Regions from separate parts of the Homo sapiens genome. Here region 1 is linked to region 2. The links are chromatin loops, found by intact Hi-C in ENCODE. Cell type or tissue: IMR-90. All regions are shown on one strand. Links, peaks and the distances in the headings refer to the core of each region. The heading gives the core; the rest is flanking DNA. Region 1 overlaps CYP27A1 (cytochrome P450 family 27 subfamily A member 1). Region 2 overlaps TTLL4 (tubulin tyrosine ligase like 4).

Region 1 (8,317 bases), core at 271-8,270, 75 kb after region 2:
TTATTTATTTTGAGGCAGAGTCTCATTCTGTCACTCAGGCTGGAGTGCAGTGGTTTGATCTCGGCTCACCGCAACCTCTGCCTCTTGGGTTAAAGTGATTCTCATGCCTCAGCCTCCCAAGTAGCTGGGACTACAAGTGTGCGCCATCACGCCTGGCTAATTTTTGTATTTTTAGTAGAGACAGGGTTTTGCCATATTGGCCAGGCTGGTCTTGAATTGCTGGTCTCAAACTCCTGGACTCGAGTGATCTGCCTGCCTTGGCCTCCCAAAGTGCTGGTATAATGGGCGTGAACCACCACGCCCAGCCATTCTTTGCTTATTTTTAAACTGAATTTGTCTTTTTGTTGTTGGGTTGTAACAGTTCTTTGTATACTCTGGATATTAAACCCTTATCAGATATATGATTTACAAATATTTTCTCTCGTTCTATAAGCTGTCTTTTCACATTCTTGATAATGTCCTTCGAGGCACAAAAGTTTTAAATTTCTTTTTTGAGACCGAGTCTCGTTCTATTGCCAGGCTGGAGTGCAGTAGTGCGATCTTGGCACTGCAACCTCTGCCTCCCAGGTTCAAGCAATTCTTCTGCTTCAGCCTCCCAGGTAGCTGGGACTACAGGCACACGCCACCACACCCAGCTAATTTTTGTATTTTTAATAGAGAAGAGGTTTTGCCATGTTGGCCAGGATGGTCTCGATCTCTTGACATCGTGATCTGTCCACTTCGGCCTCTCAAAGTGCTGGGATTACAGGTGTGAGCCACCGTGCCCCCGTCTTTTTTTTTTTTTTTTTTTTTTTTTTTTAGATGGGAGTTTTACTCTGTTGCTCAGGCTGGAGCGTATTGGTGCAATCTCAGCTCACTGCAGCCTCCACCTCCCGGGTTCAAGTGATTCTCCTGCCTCAGCCTCCCGAGTAGCTGGGACTACAAGCATGCGCCACCACACCTGCCTAATTTTTGTATTTTTAGTAGAGATGGGGTTTCACCATGTTGGCCAGGCTAGTCTTGAATTCCTGACCTCAGGTAATCTGCCCACCTCGGCCTCCCAAAGTGCTGGGATTACAGGTGTGAGCCACCATGCCTGGCCAAAAGTTTTTAATTTTTATGAAGAACTATTTATCTATTTAAAAAAAATTCCTCATGCATTTGTTATCAAATCTAAGAATTCATTGACATATCCAGGGTCATGAAGACTTACCCTTATATTTTATTCAGAGTTTTATAGTTTTAGCTCTTCTTTTTAGATTGTTGATCCATTTTGAATTAATTTTTGTATATGGAGTGAGGTAGGGGTCCAGCTTCATTCTTTTGCATTTAGTTATCCAGTGGTCCCAGTACCATTTGTTGAAGAGACTTTCTTTCCCCATTGAATGGTCTGTGCACCCTTGTCAAAAATCAGTTGACTGTAGATGTTCTAGTGTATTTCTGAATTCTCAGTTGTATTCCATTGGTCTATATGTCTACACTTACACTAGTAACTTACTGTTTTGATTACTGTAGCTTTGCAGTAAGTTTTGAAATCAGAAAATGGGAATGTTCCAACATTGTTTTCTTTTTTAATATTGTTTTGGCTATTTAGGGCCCCTTGCAGTTCCATATTAATTTTAGGATCAGGTTTTCCATTTCTGCAAAAAGGCTATGGAATTTTGAAAGGGAATGCATTGAATTTGTAGTTTGCCTTGGGGAGTACTGCTGTTTTAACAATATTAAGTCTCCTAATCCATGAACATGGATGACTTTCCACTTATTTAGGTCTTTAATTTCCTTCAGCAGTGTCTAGTAGTTTTCAGTGTTCAAATGTTTCACCTCCTTGGTTAAAAGTATTCCTAGGTATTTTATCTTTTGGATACTATCATTAGTCTGTTTGGGCTGCCATAACAAAATACCACAGACTGGATGGCTTAAACAACAAATTTATTTTCTCACAGTTCTGTAGGCTAGAAGTGAGAGATCAGGGTGCCAGTGGTTGGTTTCTGATGAGGGCTGTCTTCCTGGCTTGTAGTTGGCTGCCTTCTTCCTGTGCCCTAGAGGGCAAGCTCTCTGGTGTCTCCTATTATGAAGACACTAATTCTATCAGATCAGGGCCCCACCCTTATGACCCCATTTAACCTTAGTTACTTCCTTAGAGGCCCCATCAACAAATGCAGCAACACGGGGTTTAGGGTTTCAACATAAGAATTTGAGGGGAGTGCAGACATTCAGTCCAAAACAGAGGTTATTGTAAATGGAATTATTTTCTTAATTTCCTTTCAGATTGTTCTTCCAGGTTCTTAAAACTCTAGACGAGCTACTGTTAACAAGTTTCCTACGTATCCTCTTCCCCACCCCCTTTCTATGTCTGTCTCTGTCTCTCTCATGTTCTTTGCATTGTCTGCAACATGTTTCTTTCTGCTGGATTCATTGACAACTGTTAAGTATGTACTGAGTGTCTTATTAATGTGCTTAGCAGTGTGCCCAACAATTTGGGATGTCATAAAGAAGTATGACATGGTTTTCACCCATGAGGATTTTCAATTTAGTTGAAGAGACAAGACATCCGCAAAATAATTAGAAAACTGTTTAGGAACATATGTAATCAAATTCTCAACTGTCTGGCCCATGCACTAGGATAAGAACTCCTTAAGAATGGTCTTTTATGCTGTGCTTACTGCTGTATCCCTAGGAGGAACAGGACATGAGATTCATAAATGAATGTTGAATGAATTCAACATTCTCCTGCTTTGGAGTTTTGTCAGGTGGGGGCTAACCCTCCCATTCATCCTGAAAGATGATCTTTGTTCTGCAAAGTGGCTCTTAGACAGGACCCATCCGAGAATGCTGGGACTTTCCAACTGGCTCAGGTTACGATCTAATGGTAGGATCACAGACACAGCACGCATCTCTCAGCAAGTATCCTGCTGTCTTTCTAAAATAACTTCTTACATAAGTAGATCCTTGTTAAGTTCCACTAAGTAAACTAACTGAGGAGCATGAAGGAAGAAGGCATGGCTTAGCTAAAAGGAGAAATGTCCCAGAAACCTCCATACTGACAGCCAGGAAGTAGTCTCAGAGGCTTTGGATTCCAGGAAAGAAGCTGGTATTGTTTTTCTACTTTAAAAATATAACTTTTTTTCTGCTGATTCCAAGAACGTGGCAAAAAATTTTTGAAAAATAAATCACAGTATAGAGAAGAAAGTAAGTTAATTTGTAAAGCACTGTTTACCACCATTGAGATAACTGCTGTTCAGATTTTTATTAAAATGTTATACATAAGTTTACTTCAACTTAACAGAAGGATAAGAAACCAAACTTTAGAAAAATATTTCTTCAAAATGGTATATATTTGTTTTAAACAGGTCTTCTAAAATTAAAGAATTAGGAGACATATTAAGAGGCTGGACTTATTGCAGTAGTTCTCAATCTATGGTGATTTCATCCCCCAGGGGACATTTTGGAAATGTCTAGAGACATCTGTGGTAGCCACAACTCAGAGGGGGTGCGGTACTTGTGGGGAGAGGCCAGGAATGCTGCTAGGCACCCGGCAACGCACACCACTGTCGGCTACAACATAGAATTATCCACTCCGAGTATTAACAGTGCCACAGTTGAGTAATCCTGGGTTGTTATTGCATAATATTGTGGTTTTAAAATAGTACACGCTTTTCAAGGGCCTACGTTTGTTTCCAGTTAGAAGGACATAGTTGTTTTCTCAGGGATCCGTGGAGTAAGTGGTTCAGAGCATGGCCTCCAGCCAGGTGTTTGGAGTTTGAATCCTGACTCTGCTACTTAATGATAAAGTGACCTTGAGCAACTTCTTTGGGCCTCAGTTTCCTCATCGGCAAAATTGTGGTAATATTAAACCTACCCCAAACAGCTGTAGTGAGGATTGAATGAGCTAATATAAGTAAAATTCTTGGAACAGTGTCTGGTTCATGGTCAGCTCTATGGAAACACGTGCAATTATTATTGTTAATGTCTTAAACTGGAAACAAATTAAGCCTACTTTTAGGACAGGTCTCCTAGGGAATTTTTTTTTTTTTTTTTTTTTTTGAGATGGAGTCTCACATTGCCACCCAGGCTGGAGTGCAGTGGCATGATCTTGGCTCACTGTAACCTCCTCCTCCTCCCGGGTTCAAGCGATTCTCCTGCCTCAGCCTCCCAAGTAGCTGGGATTACAGGCGCCCACCAACATGCCCAGCTAATTTTTTGTATTTTTAGTAGAGACGGCGTTTCACCATGTTGGCCAGGTTGGTCTCGAACTCTTGACCTTGTGATTTGCCCACCTCAGCCTCCCAAAGTGCTGGGATTACAGGCGTGAGCCACTGTGCCCGGCCCTCCTAGGGAATTTAATAGAGGAAAATAGATGTGTATGTAAAGTATTTTTTAAAAAGCAACCTTTAAGGAAAAAAACAAAACTCACTCACAGGAAAATGATATGGCTGGGGCACTTATAAATCTAAGGAGTATTTACAGGAATTCAGAGGCTCAGCAAGGATTCCCTGCCTTCTAGAACTATCTGGTCAATGTCAGGTGACTTACTGTTTCAGAAAACATTTCTTTTTGTACCTTTAGACTTTAAAAATTTGAATAGGTAATACATTATCATAGTTCAAGACTCAAACAATAGAACATGATACACACTAAGCAGTCTGACCCCCTCCGCTGCTCCCCTGACCCTCCCATAGTAATCACTTTATATTTATTTATTTAGAGACAGAGTCTCACTCTGTCATCTAGGCTGGAGTGCAGTGGGTACAGTCATGGCTCAATGCAGCTTTGACTTCAAGCAATTCTCCCACCTCAGCCTCCGAGTAGCTGGAATCACAGGCGCACACTGCCATGCCCAGCGAATTTTTTTTTTTTTTTGTAGAGGCAGGGTTTTGCCATGTTGCCAAGGCTGATCTCAAACTCCTTAGCTCAAGTGATCCTCCAGCCTTGGCCTCCCAAAGTGCTGGGATTATAGGGGTGAGTCACCATGCCCGGTCCAGTAATCACTTTCACTAGTTTCTTATGTATCCATCCAGTATTTTTCTATGAAAGCAAATACAAATACTATATATTCTTATTTTAGACCTCCTTTCTTAGGCAAAAGATATACTTTTTCACATAATCTATCTTGGATATCTTTCTGTATTAGTACACAAGGAATTTCTTCATCCCTTTTTAAGGTGACATAGTATTTCATTATGTGGATATCTCATGCTTTGTTTATAAATTTGCTCGTACTTTTGTAAATATTAACAAATCGTCCTCCAAGTAGGGATGTGTTATTTTGGAGTCCTACCAGCAGTATATTTTCCTTCCAGGAAAATAGGCATATTCACTGCAGTTTGCAGACGATCAGCTGTTCAAAATTAGAACACACTGGCAGGTGTTCCTGGGAGGTAGAAATGGGAAACAGGTCTAAATGGATGTTAGGGGTTTGTCAAGACTGTCCTTCCAGGAACTGGCAGAATCAGCCATTTGTTCAAGGTGATGTCTGGGTATATGGGTGATATATTGGAGGCAATTATGTTGGATTGGTCCTAGGAGAATCCAGTTTTTAACACCAAAACTAAGATCCAGTAAAGTTGGAGTTTTTCTGGACTATGGGTTGGGTGACGTTTCCTTCTGTAATTTGAATGATAGATTTCATCTCCACAATTGGTAATGTCTCTTTTATAGAAGGTCTTTGGCCTAATTTCTATACTGGAACCGATTCTGATCCTCTCAAAATCTCTTCAGTAACTGATTAGGAAAGATGAAGTGCCCAGGAAACCACTGTGTTTCATTTTCTTTCAGTTTGTAGGTGTAACTTACCTAGGAAATATAGTCTTAGGATTTGTGGGTTATTTTAAATTTTTACCCCCCAAAACGTGTTTCTTTTCCTTCTCATTTTCAGCAACTATAAGACTATCATAGCAATGTCAATTTCATAGAGGCCGTGGATATCTATCGTCAAGTGCTTTAGAAATTCTAAGATAAAATATTTGAGAATTATATTACATAACATGGCCAGTACTTTTTTTTATTTCTTTTTTTGTCATGTTCTTAGATTTCAAAGACAAAATCATATGGAAGCTCAGGAAACTCATGGGAAATAAATAAATAAATAAATATCATACCGCATGGCTTACTTACTTATTTTTGGACCCTGACTTTCTCATCCAGCTTATTGTTTTTTCTGTTTTCTCATCAGTCTTCTTTTTTCTTGTTGATTACATAAGGCATTCATCATTTCATTGACAGCAAGCTGCAGTAGATTTAAATACAAAAAAAGGAGCTATAGGCTTTCTATCTCACCTCACTAAAGGGCTCAGTTTCCCTCAAATGCTGGCCTCCAACATACACCTCAACGTACCTCAGTTTGCCATATAGCCCATTTTTCCAAACTTTCACTCCTCCAAGGACCTCAATGCCTCCAGTTCCACCAGACACGCATTGCTCTAATATTCTAGCTCCTTGTGTGCCCATTTTTTAAATTTGCTCTTCCTCTGGAACAACAGGCCATCCTGGTGCCTACATCATACACAATGCCCTTTTTTTTTTTTTTTTTTTTTTGCCCAGCTCATTTGCTCTTGTGTAGCCATCAGACCCTTCCTCACCTCATCTCCTGTCCTGGGAGCACCTGCCCAGCTTGGCCCAGTTATTCAGTTTTGATTGAACTCCACAGGTGCTTTACAAGGCCAAGTACGGTCCAATGTGGATGTCCTACTTAGGGCCTCAGATGCACGTGAACCTGGCCAGTGCCCCGCTCTTGGAGCAAGTGATGCGGCAAGAGGGCAAGTACCCAGTACGGAACGACATGGAGCTATGGAAGGAGCACCGGGACCAGCACGACCTGACCTATGGGCCGTTCACCACGTGAGCTGGGGCCTGAAGGGACTGGAACAGGGCCCCAGAGGGCCAGGGCGAAAGACAGTGGGCACAGGGCAGGCAGGTGGATAACCGGCAGAATAGTACCCTCTGCATCCTCTGAGCCTGATGGTCTAGAGAGCAGTTGTTGGGAGGTGCTGAAGCCCAGGGACCATTCATTGGCTCTCCACTAATAAATATTAGGTTGGTGCAAAAGTCATTGTGGTTTTCACCATTTAAAATTATGGCAAAAACCACACCTGTAATCCCAGCACTTTGGGAGGCTGAGGTGGGCGGATCACTTGAGTTCAGGGGTTCGAGATCAGCTTGGCCAACACGGTGAAACCCCGTCTCTACTAAAAACACAAAAATTAGCCAGGTGTGGTGGTGGGCACCTGTAATCCCAGCTACTTGGGAGGCTGAGGCAGGAGGATCGTTTGAACCCAGGAGGTGGAGGTTGCAGTGAGCCGAGATCATGCCACTGCACTCCAGCCTGGGCAACAGAGTGAGACTCCATCTCAAAAAAGAAAAAAAAAAAAACTTTTTAACTTGACATCTGCCACTGAGGGTAAGATTTAGGTTGCAGGTTTTCACTGGGCCAGGCCACCTATGACATGACAGCTCAGATTTAGAATCGGAGCTAAACATTATGTAGAGCCCTTTGTAATCTATTTACATTTTTTTCTCTAAAGCCAGTTTCCTGAATAGATGATATCATATGCATGCATTTAAAAGCTCTTTTGTGAATCTTTGAGTCAGATGACTGGGGAAAAAAAGCTATTCTGCTAACTCATGATAAGTTTGGGGTTCTCAAATTTTTGTTTTAACATATATATTTTTAAAATATCATTTTATGAAGCATTGTTTCCTCCAAGTGATTTTTTAACAACCACGTTTAAGTTCTGTATATCCGATTCCTACTGTTGAGAGAGTTTTACTTTTGGAACAACGTGAAGTCCCAACAAATAGGTCTATTCTGGTTTTCATTTCTTTTTCAGCAACACTTTCAGTTTATCTTTTTGCAATTTTCCCTTAACATAATAAAGGCAGCTCCTGGGGTGGGGTGTTGAAGGTCATTAAAGAAAAAATATATATTAAAAAAAATTTGACTGGGTGCGGTGGCTCACGCCTGTAATCCCAGCACTTTGGGAGGCCAAGGTGGGCGGATCATGAGGTCAGGAGATCAAGACCATCCTGGCTAACACGGTGAAACCCCGACTCTACTAAAAAAAAATACAAAAAATTAGCTGGGTGTGGTGGCATGCACCTGTAGTCCCAGCTACTCAGGAGGCTGAGGCAGGAGAATCGCTTGAACCTGGGAGGTGGAGGTTGCAGTGAGCTGAGTGGGTGACAGAGCGAGACTCTGTCTCAAACAAAACAAAACAAAACAAACAAAAATACAACTTTATTGGTTTTAAAAATTCAAAAGTAATACTCACCGTGGAAATTCCAATAATAAAATATGAAGTCTCTTGCCCTTCCACCCCTATTGCATCCTCCTTAGCAACCA
Region 2 (8,317 bases), core at 37-8,036:
TTACCTAAGTGGTAATGCCCGCTTGCCCAATGCTCAGCTCCTGCTGTGTGGCCTGGTTTCCTAACAGGCCATGGACCAGTACCAATCTGTGGCCCAAGAGTTGGGGACCCTGCTTTGGAGCACTGCCCTTCGCAAATGGAGGAGGTCCCAAATGGTAGAGGTCCCAAAAGGAATATCCTGGCAATGTGGGAAGGCTGACTAGGGATTTGTGCCCAGGAGACCTGTAGAACATACCTCCTATAGAGAGAAGTGCTGCTGAACAGCCACTCTGATTTGGTATCTCCTTTGGCTGAGTTACAGAGCAGAGAGTCCAGGGCTGAATATGGTAGTCCCACCTTGCTTTGTTTCTGTCTGTCTTTAGGGATGTTTCTCTCTTCAGGCACTCTTGATGCTTTCTGTGGGTTGAGGCATGGACAGGGAAGCTGGTGGTCTATTTTTTTTTTTTTTTTTTTTGGCGGGGGGGGGCATAGTTTTGTTCTTGTTGCCCAGGCTGGAATGCAATGGCATGATCTCGGCTCACTGTAGCCTCCACCTCCCAGGTTCAAGAGATGCTCCTGCCTCAGCCTCCCAAGTAGCTGGGATTATGGATGCCCACCACCATGCCCGGTTAATTTTTTATATTTTTAGTAGAGACGGGGTTTCGCCATGTTGGCCAGGCTGGTCTCGAACTCCTGGCCTCAGGTGATCCGTCTGCCTCGGCCTCCCAAAGTGCTGGGATTACAGACGTGAGCCACTGCGCCCAACCTGGTTGTCTATCTTGATATCACTTTTTCCACTTTAGAAATTGTGAGTTGGGGGCAGGTTTTCTATGTCCTTGGTCCCAGGAAGATTGAGGGAGGGGATGCTGCAGATGTGGAAGTCCAGTTTTCTTACCACCTTGTCAGAATTTTTTCCCTTCTCTGTGGTCCCAGGAACGGTCTCCTCTTCATACTTGAGTTCTGGGATTTTACTGGTGATAATCTTGGTGCTGTGTATTTGTGTTTGGTTTTCTGTGAGGAAGAGTGAAGCCAGCTTGCTTCTACACTGCCATTTTGGAACCAGAAGTCCCTATTCTTAGATACTTTATTCTTTTTGGTGCTGTTGTGAATGGAATTGTGTATTTCATTTTTACATGTTGTTTGTTTGTTGCTAGTATGTAGAACTAAAACTAACTTTCGTGTATTGATTGTGTATTCTGTGACCTTACTAAACTTGGTTATTAGTTCTAGTAGGATTTTTTATTTGATAAATGTTTTAGGATTTTCTTTTCTCTCTCTTTTTAAAAAAAAAAAAAACAAAAAAAAAAAAAACAGGATCTTATTCTGTCACCCAGGCTGAAGTTCAGTGGTGTGATCATGGCACATTGCAGCTTCGACCTCCCAGGCTCAAGTGATCCTCCCACTTCAGCCTCCTCAGTAGCTGGGACTACAGGCTTGTGCTAATTTTTAAAATTTTTTGTAGAGATAATGTCTCCCTATATTGCTCAGGCTGTTCTCAAACTCATGGTCTTAAGTGATCCTTCTATTTCATCTTCCTAAAGTATTGGGATTACAGGCGTGAGCCAATGTGCCCAGCCAGGATTTTCTATGTACAAGATCATATGTCCTACAAATAATGACAGTTTTACTTCTTCCTTTCCAATCTGTGTATCTTTGATTTCTTTTTCTTGCCATGTCAAACTGCTTAGAATTTCTAGTATAGGGTCTAATAGAAATGGAGGTTAGGCATGGTGGCTCATGCCTGTAATCCCAGTACTTTGGGAGGCCGAGGTGGGCAGATCACGAGGTCAGGAGTTTGAGACCAGCCTGGCCAATATGGTGAAACCCCATCTTTACTAAAAATCCAAAAAAAAAAAAAAAAAAAAAAAAAAAAAAAAAAAAAAGAAAAAAAATTAGCTGGGTGTGGTGGCGCGTGCCTGTAGCCCCAGCTACTCGGGAGGCTGAGGCAGAACAACCACTTGAACCTGGGAGGGGGAGGTTGCAGTGAGCTGAGATCATGCCACTGCACTCCAGCCTGGGCAACAGAGCGAGACGCTGTCTCAAAGTAAATAAATAAATAAATAAATAAAATAAAAAAGAAATGGAGAGAGTGGACATCCTTGTCTTATTCCTAATCTCAGAGGAAAAGCATCTCATAATTGACTATTAAGTATGATGTTAGCTGTATCTATGGTCTTTTGACATGTCTCTATCAAATTTTGACCACTTCCTTACTTTTTGGCAGCACAAAATATTCCATTCCCATCTCCTGCTCTCCCTGCCCCAACCTTGGAATCAGCCATTTTTCAAGGAGCTCTGGCTGCTTTTATTAACAGATAGTATTTAAAATACTATCTGTTACAGGTGTGCACCACCATGCCGGGTGTGGTGGCTCATGCCTATAATCCCAGAGCTTTGGGAGGCCAAGGCAGGAGGATCATTTGAGGACAGAGTTTGAGACCAGCCTGGGCAACATAGTGGAACTCTATTGCTATAAAAATAAAATAAAGTAAAAAATTAGCTAGGCATGGTGGTGTATACTGGTAGTCCTAGCTACTCAGGAGACTGAGGTGGGCAGATGGTTTGAGCCCAGGAGTCCTAGGCTGCAGTGAGTTATGACTACACCGCTGCACTCCAGCCTTGGTGACAGAGGGAGACCTTGTCTAAAAAAAAAAAAAGAATTGGCTGGGCACGGTGGCTCACACCTGTAATCCCAGCACTTTGAGAGGCCGAGGTGGGTGGATCACTTGAGGTCAGGAGTTCGAGGCCAGCCTAGTCAACATAGTGAAACCCCATCTCTACTAAAAATACAAAAATTAGCCAGGCGTCGTGGCGGGTGCCTGTAATCCCAGCTACTTGGAAGGCTGAGGCAGGAGAATCACTTGAACCCGGGAGGCAGAGGTTGCAGTGAGCCAAGATTGTACCACTACACTCCAGCGTGGGCAACAGAGTGAGACTCTGTTTCCAAAAAAAAAAAAAATTTCACAAAAGCTCCCAAATAACAAGACGGTTCTGTTTTACAAAAGAACATTGCTTGTCCTCGCTGAAGTTTTGTAGTGGAATAATTGTTGCCTATTCCTTGTATTTTTCTGCCTTCATCACAGCTTATGAAGGGGCAGAGGGGAGATAGATCATTTGGTGCCAGTGAGAATGAGAGTTGTAACTACCTTGCTGCAAACGTTTACTGGGAGCCACTGTGCTTTTTGTGTGCTTTATGCGAATTTTTAAACTTCACCTCCCACAACTTCAGTCGGGGTATGGTACTTCCTTTCTCTTGTCTTTCCCTGAACATTCCAGCTGTGCGGTTTCAGAGTTGCATGTGATTCACTACTGATCAGTGCTCTGATTGTCATGAGTCACCACAAGGCCGTAGCTGCTCATGCAGCCTGGCTGTGAGGAGGACCTAGATTGAGGAATTTAGCTACAGAAATAGGCTTGTTTTCTTCTAAACTTGAACTCTGCCTGCTATAGCTTAGTGTTTATACCCTGTTTGCCCCTTAAGCCCTCCTGTTCCCTAGGGATCCTGTGTAGGAACAAGAAACACATTAGATCATTGCTCCATAAAATGTTAGATTATTCAAAATATCATTTTTCAGGTGAGGTCAATTTATTGGCCCCTAAAGTAAGTTCCTTGCAAGCTGCTGATTGGAGGGTCAGCTGATGGTAGATCCTTTGGACTTAGTAACAGAGAGTAAGTATGAATGTCTTGAGCTATCTTTAAGTAGTATAAATATGTAGTTAATCCTTTATAATTTACATAGTCAGCAATTACTCTTTATAAGTTTAGATTTGTTTAAGTTGGGAGTTTTTGAAATGGGCTTCCAGTAGTAGCCAGTACATAGCCTTCTACATATGTAAATACCTTTTCTCCTGTTGTCTTTCTTTTGATGTTTCTTCCTAAAATACTTCCTGGGAGATGAGCAGTCTGCCTTTTGGATCCTAGAGGCGCACATATACACAAAGTGTGCATTATCACAGTACACTTAGAAATATAAGGGACACTGGGAGAAAGGTCTTCCAGGTGTCATCGTAGGAGGGCAGAGTATATCACAGGGAATGGGCTTGATGACTTTGCTGAAAATTGCCCTTCGAGTATGTGCTGTCGGTAGGGTCTGGGTGCCAGACATTATTTGCCTCTCTGGACTTTGACTTTATGGCAGAACTCACTATGTTAGCTTTTAAAACAAGGTTCTCACTTCCTTCACTTCTTAGATTTTGGGTCTTCAGAAGCTTTTTAAAGTTTGTCACTTGCATTCCTGTAGGGCAGTGGGCAGGATGCGGGAAAAGATGACCTGTGGCAGTGATTGGGGGTCTGGGACCCAAGCTGCCTGAATGCTTTAGTTAGGCCTCTGCCTCCCAACCATTTGAGGTTTTGATCTCATCAGGAATCTCTATAAGGAGAAGGAAGGAAGTTGTTTTTAGCAACCATCATTTCCCTGTCTTAACGTGACACTACTTCTGAACCTCAAACACTGAAACTAGGTTGGAGCATTTGTATGTGATACTGTCGTGAGTGATACTGTTTACTTGGCATTCTTGAAGTTACTCTCTGCAGAGTATCTGATGCAACAAATTTGTCTTTGCTTGGTAATTCCTAACACAGCCATCTTATCCAACCTTGGATATCTCTTACTAACTTTGGAGCTATTTCCCAGAAAGAGAGTTACAGAAACATCCTCTCACCTGCTTGGCCCTTGAGTCCAGACATATTTCTTTAGGAAGACAGTGGCCCTTATCCAACTTGCTATACTACACATCATGGGGACTGTATTAGTTCGTTCTCGTACTGCTATAAAGAAATACCTGAGACTGGGTGATTTATAAAGAAAAGAGGTTTAATTGGCTCATGGTTCTGCAGGCTGTATGGGTAGCATGGCTGCGGAGGCCTCAGGAAACATTCAGTTGTGGCGGAAGGGGAAGCAGGCACGTCTTCACATGGCCAGAGCAGGAGAGAGAGAAAGCAGGGTGGTGCTACACACTTTTAAACAACCAGATCTCATGAGAACTCACTATCATGAGAACAGCAAGGGGGAAATCCGCCTCCATGATCCAGTCACCTCCTCCAACATTGGGGATTACAACTCAACATGAGATTTGGTGGGGACACAAATGCAAACCATATAGGGACTATGAGAGGAGACAAGAAGTGGGAAATGACCATTGCAGAGATATGAGATCTGGAATACCTTAGAGAGAAGAGAATCCACTCTACTCTAGTACCTGCCCAGGTGTGTTGTTTAACACTTTGTCTGGGAGCAGGCCACCTGCAGCTTCTGAGGAGGGTAGGCATGTATCCTTGTCCTCCCTCTTCCTCTTTTGGATTAAAAGCCAAGCCAGCTGGGTGTTGGGCTATTTGTGTTCATGTGCTTGGCACTGAGGGTTCATGTGGTGGGATGTAGCAAGGCAAACATTGAGCAATGTGTGTGCAAAAGGAAGTGTTGTGCAGTGAGTGCCTGTGGCTACAAGGGAGAGTGGGATTGGCTGTGGTGTTGATGAGAAGTCAGTGATGTGCTTTTAGGGACTTTCCACAAAGGGCCTTGGTATAAACATGGAGGAGTGTTTCCAACCTGGCTTTTGTCTGGTACCTAAAGATTAAAGATAATGGAGGGGATGGAGTCTAAATATGTGTTTCATTCTGTTTAATAGGCATTGTAGACTCAGACAGATTTGAGTTTTAATCTAGGCACTGCTACTTATTGGTTATTTAATTATAGGAAAGTTACTTAACTTTTCTGAGTCTTGGATTCATCATCAGTAAACTGAATGTAAGGTTTTTTTTAGGATTAAATGAGATAATATGGATAAAATGCCTAGCATGGTACCAGACATTCATTAGGTGCCCAAACTAGTATTCAAGTTTGTTTCCCCTTCATTTACTGTGCTTTTCCAGTTTGTTTACTCAACAGAATATTGAGCACTTCCTGTGTATCAGTCACTGTGTTGGGGACATCAGCTGGAGGAGAATGTGCTCCTTGCTCCTAGTGTGATGAGTTAGTTCATTGTTGAAGCTAATGTTCTGTGAGCAGTGATGGTGGCATGCGCAGAGGTGAGGCATCCTGTTCAAACTCAGGAGTCAGGGAAGACTGCCTAGGTCATGTTGCAGCTGATTTTTTAAGTTGGGTGAAGAAGAAGAAAGGGCTCCAGGAACAGCACTTGTAAGGGAATGAAGAGCTGAGCTAGCATGATGCACGTGGGAATCAATAGTGGGGCTGTTTTTCAGGGGGACCAGCCTGAGTTTTCATTTCCCTAGGCATTCTCCTACCACTTTGGTATGTCTGTTGTGTTGCATTGGTGGGGAAAATGTGGCTTCCCGAAAGAGGATTAAGTGACGGGATTATGAATTATTTTGAGTGTACTTAATACACATGCATGCGTGCTTGTAGTCTCGTAAAGTGAATGGCAGGATTTGACTTTTCCCTTTGTCTCTATGCTTCTCTACCACAAACACACGCTGTAATTGTTCCAAGCACGGTATTTCCATAGTTTGGATTTGTGTGGTGGTCCATTTTCTGTAACCTCATTTTGAGGTGACTGGCCTCAAAATCCAGTTTTAGCATTTATGCTGTTTTTAGCTCATTATCATTTTGAATATTGGCAGTGCTGCATTGTGATTTTTTGTACTCCCCTTGAGAAAGAGTCCATGTAGGTCAGCCTTTGCAGGTAAAGAGGGCGATATCCCATGGCTTCTGCAGTGTTTGTTGGTGGTATTCATTCGTGGCTGTAGACAGGAATCTTAGTTCTTCCTTGGCCATTACACTGTTAATCAGAATACAAGGTACTCTCCCCATTTTTGCATTTTAAATATAACTTAAGCGAAAAAACCATCTCTCCTAGGGCTGGGTTCAGTGGCTCAGGCTTGTAATCCCAGTTTATTGGGAGGCTGAGAGAGGAGGATCGCTTGAGGCCAGGAGTCGAGACCAGCCTGGGCAGCATAGTGAGATACCGCCACTCCCTATCTTAATAAAAAAATTTAAAAAAATCAACTGTGTGTGGTGATGCATGCCTGTGGTCCCAGCTATTTGGGAGGCTGAAGGGGGAGGATCATTTGAGTCCAGGAGTCTGAGGCTGCAGTGAGCCATGTTTGTGCCACTGCATTCCAGTTTGGGTGACAGAGCAAGACCCTCAAAACAAAACAAAACCTCTCTGCAAATTCCTTCCCTCTAGCTACTCTGAAAACACACTTGATGAGAATGTCAGGATTCCATTCAGAATTATCCCAGACAAATGACTCCTTTTTTTTTTTTTGAGACAGAGTCTCACTCTGTCACCCAGGCTGGAGTGCGATGGCGCGATCTCGGCTCACTGCAACCTCCGCCTCCCGAGGTCAAGCGATTCTCCTGCCTCAGGCTCCCAAGTAGCTGGGATTACAGGCACCCTCCTCCGTGCATGGCTAATTTTTGTATTTTTAGTAGAGAGCGTTTCACCATGCTGGCCAGGCTGGTCTTGAACTCCTGACCTCGTGATCCACCTGCCTTGGCCTCCCAAAGTGCTGGGATTACAGATGTAGCCACCGTGCCCAGCCTTTTTTTTTTTTTTTTTTTTTTTGTGAGACAGGGTCTCACTCTGTCACCCAGGCTGGAGAGCAGTGGTGCTATCTTGGTTTGCTGCAACTTCCACCTTCCATGCTCAAGCGTTTTTCATACCTCAGCTTCCCAGGTAGCTGGGACCACAGGCATGCGCCACCATACCTGGCTGATTTTTGTATTTTTTGTAGAGACGGGGTTTTGCGATGTTGCCCAGTATGGTCTCAAACTCCTGAGCTCAAGTGATCTGCCTGCCTCAGCCTCCTAAAGTGCTGGGATTACAGGTGTGAGCCATTGCACCTGGCCACGAATGACTTTTTACAGTTTTTGTTATTTCCCCCAGATGCTGCCATGAAAGCAGGCCCACCTTTCCTTACTGGAGAATATTTTGTGAATTTGATTTAGAAAGTAAGTGACCATGCTGAACAGTTTGAGACCCAGAAGGCTGGCTTACAGGTTTTGTATTAAAGGAAACACTGATTGAGAAGATGCAAAAGAGACAGGCTCTTCCTCCCTGAGATCAGCCCAAACTTAAGCCTGGGCTTTGGAGTAAAGAAAGCTTCTGTCCTCTTCTTACTCCCTGAACTCTCCTGTCCCAGTATGGCTGCTGGAAATAAAGTCACTTTAAGTAAAAATAATGCTGGTGTTTAGTTCAATTTCCTTTCTTCTTTTTCCCACCAACACACAGGATGGAATTTAAATCTGTATAGTTAGCAGAGATGAAATTGCTGTCTCAGCTCCAGAATAAACTCCGGGATCAGCAAGGGAATTCTCTTCTCCTGTCTGAACTTGTCCTATTTAACCATGAAAAGCAGACTAAATCAGAGGCAGCTGAGT

What was found. Hi-C counts contacts between places; a loop is a spot of excess contacts. Peaks named below come from ENCODE experiments on the same cell type or tissue, not always from the same donor. Only the 100,000 strongest peaks of a DNase experiment are listed, where the experiment ranks them.
Region 1: it touches region 2 in a loop (2.4-fold over the local background); 3 of 110 quality-filtered maps call a loop at or near these places.

The regions. Positions count from the first base shown.
Region 1 is chr2:218,802,952-218,811,268 of GRCh38, forward strand. It overlaps CYP27A1 (cytochrome P450 family 27 subfamily A member 1), which reads left to right. Exons shown (of 9, transcript NM_000784.4): 2 at 6,626-6,816. Among named protein-coding and RNA genes, the nearest start is that of MIR9500, 16 kb to the right of the region's middle. In IMR-90, for the core only: no CTCF peak of the experiment used is centred there; DNase peaks (open chromatin) are centred at 2,880, 3,570 and 7,490; H3K27ac peaks cover 612 bases.
Region 2 is chr2:218,728,489-218,736,805 of GRCh38, forward strand. All of the region lies in intron 2 of TTLL4 (tubulin tyrosine ligase like 4), which reads left to right. Among named protein-coding and RNA genes, the nearest start is that of TTLL4, 22 kb to the left of the region's middle. In IMR-90, for the core only: no CTCF peak of the experiment used is centred there; DNase peaks (open chromatin) are centred at 3,293 and 5,413; H3K27ac peaks cover 3,017 bases.